2 separate regions of the Homo sapiens genome follow, and region 2 is linked to region 1. A link is an interaction called in ENCODE POLR2A ChIA-PET data of the cell type or tissue named here. Cell type or tissue: A673. All regions are shown on one strand.

Region 1 (4,000 bases):
TAGAAAGAATAATAATTATCTGAAGCTTGGACCTGCCACTCATTCATTCTCTTGCTGGGTACTCTCTGTACCTCAGTTTCCCCCACTGCTCTTTGAACCCCCAGGAACCTCTCTCCTACTGGCTGGTAGCTCAGCCCCTCAACTGCTTGCATTGTATTCAAACGGCTTTGGGGGTGCTGCTTCCGGTACTGTCTCCTCACTATCTCAAGGGCTCTATTATCAGAAAATCAAAATCTGTTCCAAAAGAAAAAAAACAAAATACACCCATCTTACAGAAAAGCGAGCTACCTGACCACCCCTCTGCCAGCTGGTGTCCAGATTTCAAAGAGCCACGAGCATCACTTAAAGGCACATGCCTTGTGCAAGGCTTGCTGGGAGATATCAGGGATCTGATATGGGTTTGTAACCAAGTAGACTAATCAGGGGCCTCCAGGAGTGGGCAGGAAGTGCAAAGAAATGTCAAATGGGCCTAGAAGTCACCAGAGACCAAGAAGCGTACACAGAAACCTCTTGGCCGAGGTTCCAAGGCTTATAAGGAGGTGTTGCGATGCTACTGTGACAACAGGTATGGGGCTCTGCCCACAGGGGGACACCCCTAGCCGCAGCCCAAGCCTGGGTCTCCTAGCACAACAACAGCCACACTGCGTGCAGCGAGGCTTAGGTTATCAGCACGGATCCATTTATGGAGGAGAACGCCAAGGCCTGGAAGAGGGAGGTGACTGACCCAAGATCACATGGCTTGTTGGTAATGAAACCCAGGTCCTAGGGTCACCCCCAATCTGGAGAACAGAGGGAAGCCAGCAGCCATGAAATGGCCATGCCATGGCAGCCACCAGTTTTCCAGAAGGGGATGAGAACAGGCAATGTCAGTTCACAAAGAACTTCCCCTCCCTGTGTCTCCAGCACTCCTCACAGCAGCAGGCAGACAGGCTGGGTGGAGTTGCAGAATCTCCCCATTTTGCAGGTTGAGGACAGAGGCACAGGAGTAGCCAGACCAAGCCTGCACCCAGATCTTCAGAAGCCCCAGCTGCTGCTGCCACCTCCTCTCCCACTCAGCATGGAGCGGGGCTGGTGGGAACAGCACCAGCCCCTAAGCCCTGCCCCATCCCACCCAGTACAGGGAGCCTGGTTGGTCCTGAAGTACACCTCAGGGACTCCACTCACCTGCCTAATTAATAGGCTCAGGTCTCCTCCAACCCAGGTGGCTCCCTGTCACTAAATCTCCTAAAACACTGCTCTGTCCTCACCCAGTCTGTCACACACCTCTCCCTCCCCACTTCTAGAATAAGTGTTCCCTCCTAACCCTGGCTTCCTTCTGGGGTCCCAGCCATCCCTAGAAACTTGGCCTCTGTTCTTCCCCTAAAGTCCATGGGTGCTGGCTGAGCTGCCCCAGCACCCCCACAGGCACACCTCCCTTCCTTTGGTCATGCCGGTTCCACCGCCCAGAAGTACCTTTCCTCCCGCTCCTTGCCTTGTTCTAGCTAAAGCCTCTCCATCCTCAGTGCAGCCCTTAAATGCCCCCTCCTCCAGGAGGCCCCTCCCCACCGACCACTCTAGCTCATTCTCATCTCACTCCTTGGAACTTATTAGCCGATTTCTCTGAAGCTTTCAGTACTCCTTGCAGCTATTCTGCTGAGTAGCCAAGGTTGTTTCCAATGCAGACTGTGAAACTCCTTGAGGTCAGGGTCTGAGGACTCTTGTTTGGCCATCCTTCTAATGGAGAAATATTGCCTTAGCCTGTGCCGTTATGGCCCCCGTGCTAGGGGATAAGAGACAAGGCTCTGGCTTTGCAGAACAGCTCGAGTCTAGAAATAGGCCAATAAATAGGCAGTTGCCCACATAAATACATATACCTACTTATGTACTCACAAAATTTTAAAATTTTAAGTTAAAAAAAAGAGGCAGCTGCCATTGCACATCATGGTGGCTTGAACAGGGAAAGCAAAGAGGGCTGTGGAAATGAATGTCACCCAGTCCAGCTTCCCCAAAGCACAGGACCCTCCCCTAGAAGATGCTGGAGAAGGTCTCTTGGTAGACTGAAATTGCTGCAAGAGATTAATTCATCTGGGCTCAAGACAGCAGAGGTCTAGGTGGGGAGTGGTGGAAGCAGGACAGGTGAGTGTGAGCCCCCCAAGGCGGGGCCCTCTATTGGCACAGACGGGCAGAGGACAGCCCTGGAACCCCAGCAATAGGGAGGAAGCCCTTGACCTGGCGATGAGGCCAGTGTATCCCGATGGAAAAGGCAGCAAGACCTAAGGCTGTCAAACCCGGCATGGCCCAGCTGGGCAGTCTGGCCCTGGGCACATACATCCCTGGCTTCTCAAAGTGGGCACCCCCCAAACCTCAGCTCCCACAATGCACATCAGCCTTGTGGGTGAGCATCTTTTCACTCTGGTTTTGTGAGCAGGCTGCTCCAGATGGACCCGTGAAAGGAAACGCACCGCTGCACACTGCTGGCTCTTGGCCTAGTAGTCCCAGCCACTATCTGCAACTCTCAACATCTCAGCACATGGCTTCATTGTTCTTGCACCTCAAAGCCTTCTCTGGAGAAGGACACAGATTTCTGGAGAAATAAATAAACGGGATCCCACATGCCAGTAGGGTGACTGTGACCACATTCCCACCTCCAGCTTCCTGTCACCAGTCCCCTACCCCACCAGCCCCACACCCTGAGAGGGGGCAGAAGGTCCTTCTCTCCCTCCAAGTATGTCTCCTCTTCCAAACGGGGTCTCCTTGTGGGTCTTGAGCAATCTTGCCACAGCCACAGGGGGCCTCCAGGTCCCCATGGGGGATGAGAAAAAAAACCCTCCAAGTCCCATGCCCAGGCTCGGTTGCTTTCAGCAACTTCCCTCCCCACTGCTCAGGGGCACCACAAAACACTAAGCACCCCAGGCACTGCACCTGGGAGTCCCTCCCTCTCCAGGGATTGTTTTCCCACCTGTAAAATGGGGCAGCTAAACTCAATGACAGCAAGCTGTCTCCTGGGTCCCCACTTACATTCTAACTGAGCCTTAAGACACAGCAGTAGGGTCATTCAGAAGGGAGGTGAGGGAAAGAAGGCAGGATGAGGGAGAGGTGGGGTTGTCCCTGGTTGCAGAAGCCTTAAAAGCTGGTAAAAGGCTTAATCCTGCATAATGATTTACAAAGTGACAAGTAAAATAGATTTACCGTGACAGCTTGAAAGGAGAGCCACAGAAATAAAATTACACTCCGGCGCATCCCGTCTCTCTACAACCTGTCCCCTCCCTTCCGAAAGCCAGGAGCTTGTAAGGGCACACATGGACATGTGCCTGGGTAAAAAGGGAGCAGGTGGCCTGAGGGGTAGGGGGTGGGGGTCTGGGGAGTGGGAGAGGGACAAAGGAGGTGGTAGGACTGGCCCTGCCCAGGAAGGCTGTCCCAGGTGCGGCCAATAGGGTCTTGCTCATGCTCACGGAGGTGGTGATCTCAGTGGCCCTCGGAACTGACACATCCTCCCTGGGATTTTGTCTTCAGGGAGCATGCAGCAGGCACCTCAAGTGCTCCCTGCACCCAGAACCCCTAATTTCTACCTGACTCCTCTGATCCAACACAGCAGTCCCAGTACCCCTCCGGGTTTTCAGGGCCCAGGGAGAGGGGTCCAGTGCTTCTGTCGGAAGGAGGCAAAGACTTCAATTGTACCAGACCAAAACCAAACTAGAGCAAACCGGAGAAGGCACAAAACACCCTGAGCTGAGTTCATCTCGTAGAAGGAAAGTGAGCCGGATGGATGGGGAGCACCTCGTGTTGTTGATGCCACTCTTCCACAATTTGTGTTTGCACAAGAGCCAAGGGCTTTTTCCTTCACTGATGTGGGGCCCACTTGGCTCCATCTGGGTGGGGAGAAGGATCTGACATGCGGAGGCTCCGGCCGTGGACCACGGAGAACCTCTCCTCCATGGGAATGAACCCCACCAGTTGCTTCGGGCTCTGAGGCTACGTGTCCACCTCCCCAAGTGTGGCACCAGCCCAGGTACCTGCTCAG
Region 2 (4,000 bases), 62 kb after region 1:
TCTCTCTCTCTCTCTCTGAGTTTGTGTGAATGTCTGTGTTGATTGCATGCCCATGCAAAGATATTTGCTCTCTGCATCTGAGCAGCAGGAAGCCATTAGAAGAGGAAACCCATATTGGATGAGAATTTCATTCCACACCCAGGAAAGCAGGGTTAGGATGTGGGGGCACCAGCTCAGGCCCTGGTAGCTGTGCCAGGGACCTAGGACCCTGGCATTGTGAGGTCCCCTCCTCTCAGAGCCAGAGGATGGGGAGAAAGGACGAGATGCTTGGCTGCTGAAACCATGGACTGGTGGTGACCGCCATTCCCACCACCCTAATCATGCACTTGTGATATTAATAAAAATAATTTATGTCATGTGACTGCTTTTTAACTAGCTGCTTTCAAGACTTAAGACCAGGATTATAAAAGGCATGCATTTATAAATTATTAGCCCAGAGCTCATAAGCACATATACTTTGGGGAACACTTTGGTAGCACTTTAAATTAATTTATTGTCATTCATTCCAGCTGTCTGTGATGTAAACCTTCAGCTATAAATTTGTACCATCATCTGACACACCATTAACTAAGGTGCTGCCCGAGCCAGAGCATACAATAAAACACTTAAATACAATTTCTGTAGGGATGGATGTCTCTTCCTTCTCCTTCTCCTTCTTCTCCCTCTCCTTCTCTGTTCTCCTCTCCTCTCCTTTCCTCTCCTGCTAATGACAAGCAACACAGAGAGAAGTCAGGTGCTTGAGAGTTGTGTTGGCAAAAGAATCAGGGAGGACAAGACCCACTCTGTCCCAAGGCCCTCCTCCAAACTCACAGGATTTTATCCCTTGTACAGATGGGGCATCAGAGGTCCAGAGAGGGCATGGCTTTGTCTAAGGCCACACAGCCAGCTGGAACCATGCTCTCCATCCTACTCAATGCCTCCTTGGTAGGTAGACTGAGTCTATGCTCCTGAGAACTTTGGCCTGGGCATGGATGACCCCTGGAACTCTGAGGGAAGCTTTGAGCAGGAAATGAGATTTCTTTGAGGGGAGTTTCTGGCAGAGCAATCAGCAAAGAATTCTGGGGATCGCTGGGCAAAGAGAAGAAAAGGATGGAGGGGATTGATCCCATGATCACCAGCAGAGAGGGGCCCAGGGGGAACAGAGCGGATGCTTTGGAAAGTAGCTCCAAGGAGGACAATTTTGGATCCCACAGGGAGGGATTTGGTAGTAGTGGGAGCTGGCTGAGATTGGAGGGAGTCCCCATCCCTGGAGAAATGCACCTGGGGGGCCGTGGGAGGCATGGAATGGTATGTTCATGTCCTATGCTGCTGTAACAAATGGCCACTGAAGTTGTGACGTGAAGCAACAGGAGTTTATCATCTTACAGTTACGAGGCCAGAACTCCAAAGTGGGTCCCACTGGGTTACAATCAGGGTGTCAGCAGGGCACGATCCTCCTGGAGGCTCTAAGGGAGAGTCCAAGCCTTCGTCTTTCTGGCTTCTGGAGGCTGCCTGTGTTCCTTGACTCATGGCCTTCCCTCCATCCTCAAAGCCAGCAGTGTCAGGCCGGGTACCTCTCATGCTGCCCCTCTCTAGGGCTCTCTTCTGCCTCCCTCTTCCATTTCCTGTCTCCTGTGATTTCCTCAGGCCCACCCAGATAATCCAGGATAATCTCCCCATCCCGAGGTCAGCTGATTAGCAAACTTAACTCCATCTGCAGCCTTAATTTTCCTTTCCATGTACCCTAACATATTCCCAGGCTCCAGGGACCAGGGTGTGAACATCTCTGGTAGGGCTGTTATGCTGCCCACCGCAACGGGGAATAGGGCCCCGAGGTCTCCCTCACACAGACAGATGCTCCTATCTGCAACCAGAGGAGGACATTTTATTTTTTCACTTGAGCAGGATGAAGGAAGAAGAAGGAGGAAAAGGAAAAATGAGAAAAAGAAAGAGATTAGGCAGGGCTTGGGGGAGAAGAGTAGAAGGTGAAGAACAAGGGGCAGGAGAAGTAGTAGAAGAAAGAAGGAAAGAAGGAGGCTGGTTGCGGTGGCTCACACCTGTAATCCCAGCACTTTGGCAGGCCGAGGCAGGAGGATTGCCTGAGGCCAGGAGTTTAAGACCAGCCTGGGCAACATGGCAAGACCCTGTCTCTACAAAAATTAAAAAGAAAAATTACCCTGGTGTAGTGGCGTGTACCTGTCATCCTGCTACTGGGGAGGCTGAGGCAGGAGGATCACTTGAGCCCAGGAGTTGGAGCCTGCAATGAGCTCTATGATTGCACCACTGCACTCACTCCAGCCTGGATGACAGAGCGAGACCCTGTTTCCCCCCACAAAAAGAAAGAAAAAAAAAAAAAAGAGAAGGATGGAAAATTGAATCAGGTCTCACATGAGATGGCTTTAGCCCCTGTACTCTCTGTAAGGTTGAGTTGAGCTAAGCATCAGGAGGCCTGAGTTCAAATCCCAGTCCTGCTGTGTACCTGCCTGGTGACCAGAAGCCAGCCTGCTGCCTGCTGTCTCTGCCTGAAGTGTCTCCATTGAAAAAAAAAAAAAAAAAAAGGTCCCACTGGCCCTCTGGCCCTGGCCTTTGATAGTTCTCCAAATTAAGGGTCTAAAGTAGGCTATGTTGAGGGAGACTGTTGGGGCACCATTTTGGGGCCAGGCCACGATGGTGGGAATGTTCCAGAAGACTGCCTGGCAGGGTAGAGGCAGCAGCTGCCCCAGAGGCCATCTGGCCATTGCTGCTCCTTGAGGGGATGGATGACTGTCAAGCCCAGAAGGTTCCCGGCTTCCGAGGTGGCATTCTGGGAGCTGCAGGTATATGCCCACACCCCAAACAGCAAGGGGCCATGAGTTTGCCCCCTGCACCTGAGCTAGGGACAGACGTCCCCACTGTCCTTCTTGCCCTCCCTCCAGGAAGCCCTAACCATCCTGATCGTCTGGCCCTGGGGGTTTCCTTCTAGCTTGGAAAGAGCCCTGGAAGAAGCTGAGCATTCTCTGCTGACAGTCATGGCCTTTTTCTTTTAAGGGAAGGGTCTTTCTGGAACCTTATCTGTCTACCCTCATTTCTCTCAGGCCCTTAGCTTGGAGAGTAGCAGTGCTCACCTCATAGGGCTGCTGGCAGGTAGCAGGACAAGCCCCCTACACAGCTCTGCCGCACAGTGTCTGGCACATAACAGGAAATCAGTGGGGTGGGGGCAGCCTTCCTATCTGGTGCTCCTGGACATGCCGTGCATGTTCATTCTCAAATACCCCTCCTCTCTGACCCCTGCCAGGGACCTGGTGGAAAGAACTGCAGGTCTGAGCTCGTGGCTTCTCCTTATGTGACTGGGCCTTGGGGTTGACGTTATTGTTTCCTCATGTGTCTTGCTGGCCTGGGAGGGTCCTCAGAGGCCACAAGGGCTGTGATGGCCCCAAGGTAGGATTGTGTCTGCCTGGCCTCTGGAGCTCCTGGTGCCACCTGCACCCCCTACCTGGTAGGTGCTAGGTCAGGTGCTGGAAAGAATGGATGTGTGAAGGAAGTGGTGAGTGAGTGGACTCCCAGCTGGGAGGTTATTTGCTCAGCAGCCATTCATTGCTCAGCTCAGCTTCTGAGGCAGGCAGGGTGGGAGGTGGGGCCTGCCCAGCTTTGCACTCTGTGGCTTACTGTGGGCTCCTGCCCTGCATGTGCTACCGTGGTGGGTGTGTGGACCACAGGCACGAGGGGGAGGTGGGTGAAGGCTGGGGACGGGGGTGTCTGTGGTTTGTGGGCTCCGAGGGTAGCCCCAAATCCTCAGCACCCCCCTCTCGCTGGTACTCGAGTCTCTGCTTATCTCCAGCCAGACCTTGAAGAGCCAAGCACCAGTTCTATTAATCAATTATCTGCTGCCTGGGCTGCGAGTAAGGCTGTTGGGCCAGATAAACCCCAGGGGAGGGGAGGCGACCAAGAGACAGACAGGTGCGTGGGGGGATCCGCCCCCTAATCTGGAGCATGCCCCATGGTCAGCACACTTGTGATGGGTGTGCACTGCCATGCTCACACA

Evidence for each region. Peaks named below come from ENCODE experiments on the same cell type or tissue, not always from the same donor. Only the 100,000 strongest peaks of a DNase experiment are listed, where the experiment ranks them.
Region 2: POLR2A ChIA-PET joins it to region 1 with 5 read pairs; 3 of 35 experiments call an interaction of 5 or more read pairs at or near these places.

What each region holds. Positions count from the first base shown.
Region 1 is chr10:79,089,118-79,093,117 of GRCh38, reverse strand. The region is part of intron 1 of ZMIZ1 (zinc finger MIZ-type containing 1); the gene reads right to left. Among named protein-coding and RNA genes, the nearest start is that of ZMIZ1, 22 kb to the right of the region's middle. RefSeq lists enhancers at 1,805-2,304, 2,305-2,806, 3,428-4,000. In A673, no CTCF peak of the experiment used is centred here; a DNase peak (open chromatin) is centred at 2,467.
Region 2 is chr10:79,027,447-79,031,446 of GRCh38, reverse strand. The region is part of intron 5 of ZMIZ1-AS1 (ZMIZ1 antisense RNA 1); the gene reads left to right. Among named protein-coding and RNA genes, the nearest start is that of ZMIZ1-AS1, 38 kb to the left of the region's middle. In A673, no CTCF peak of the experiment used is centred here; no DNase peak of the experiment used is centred here.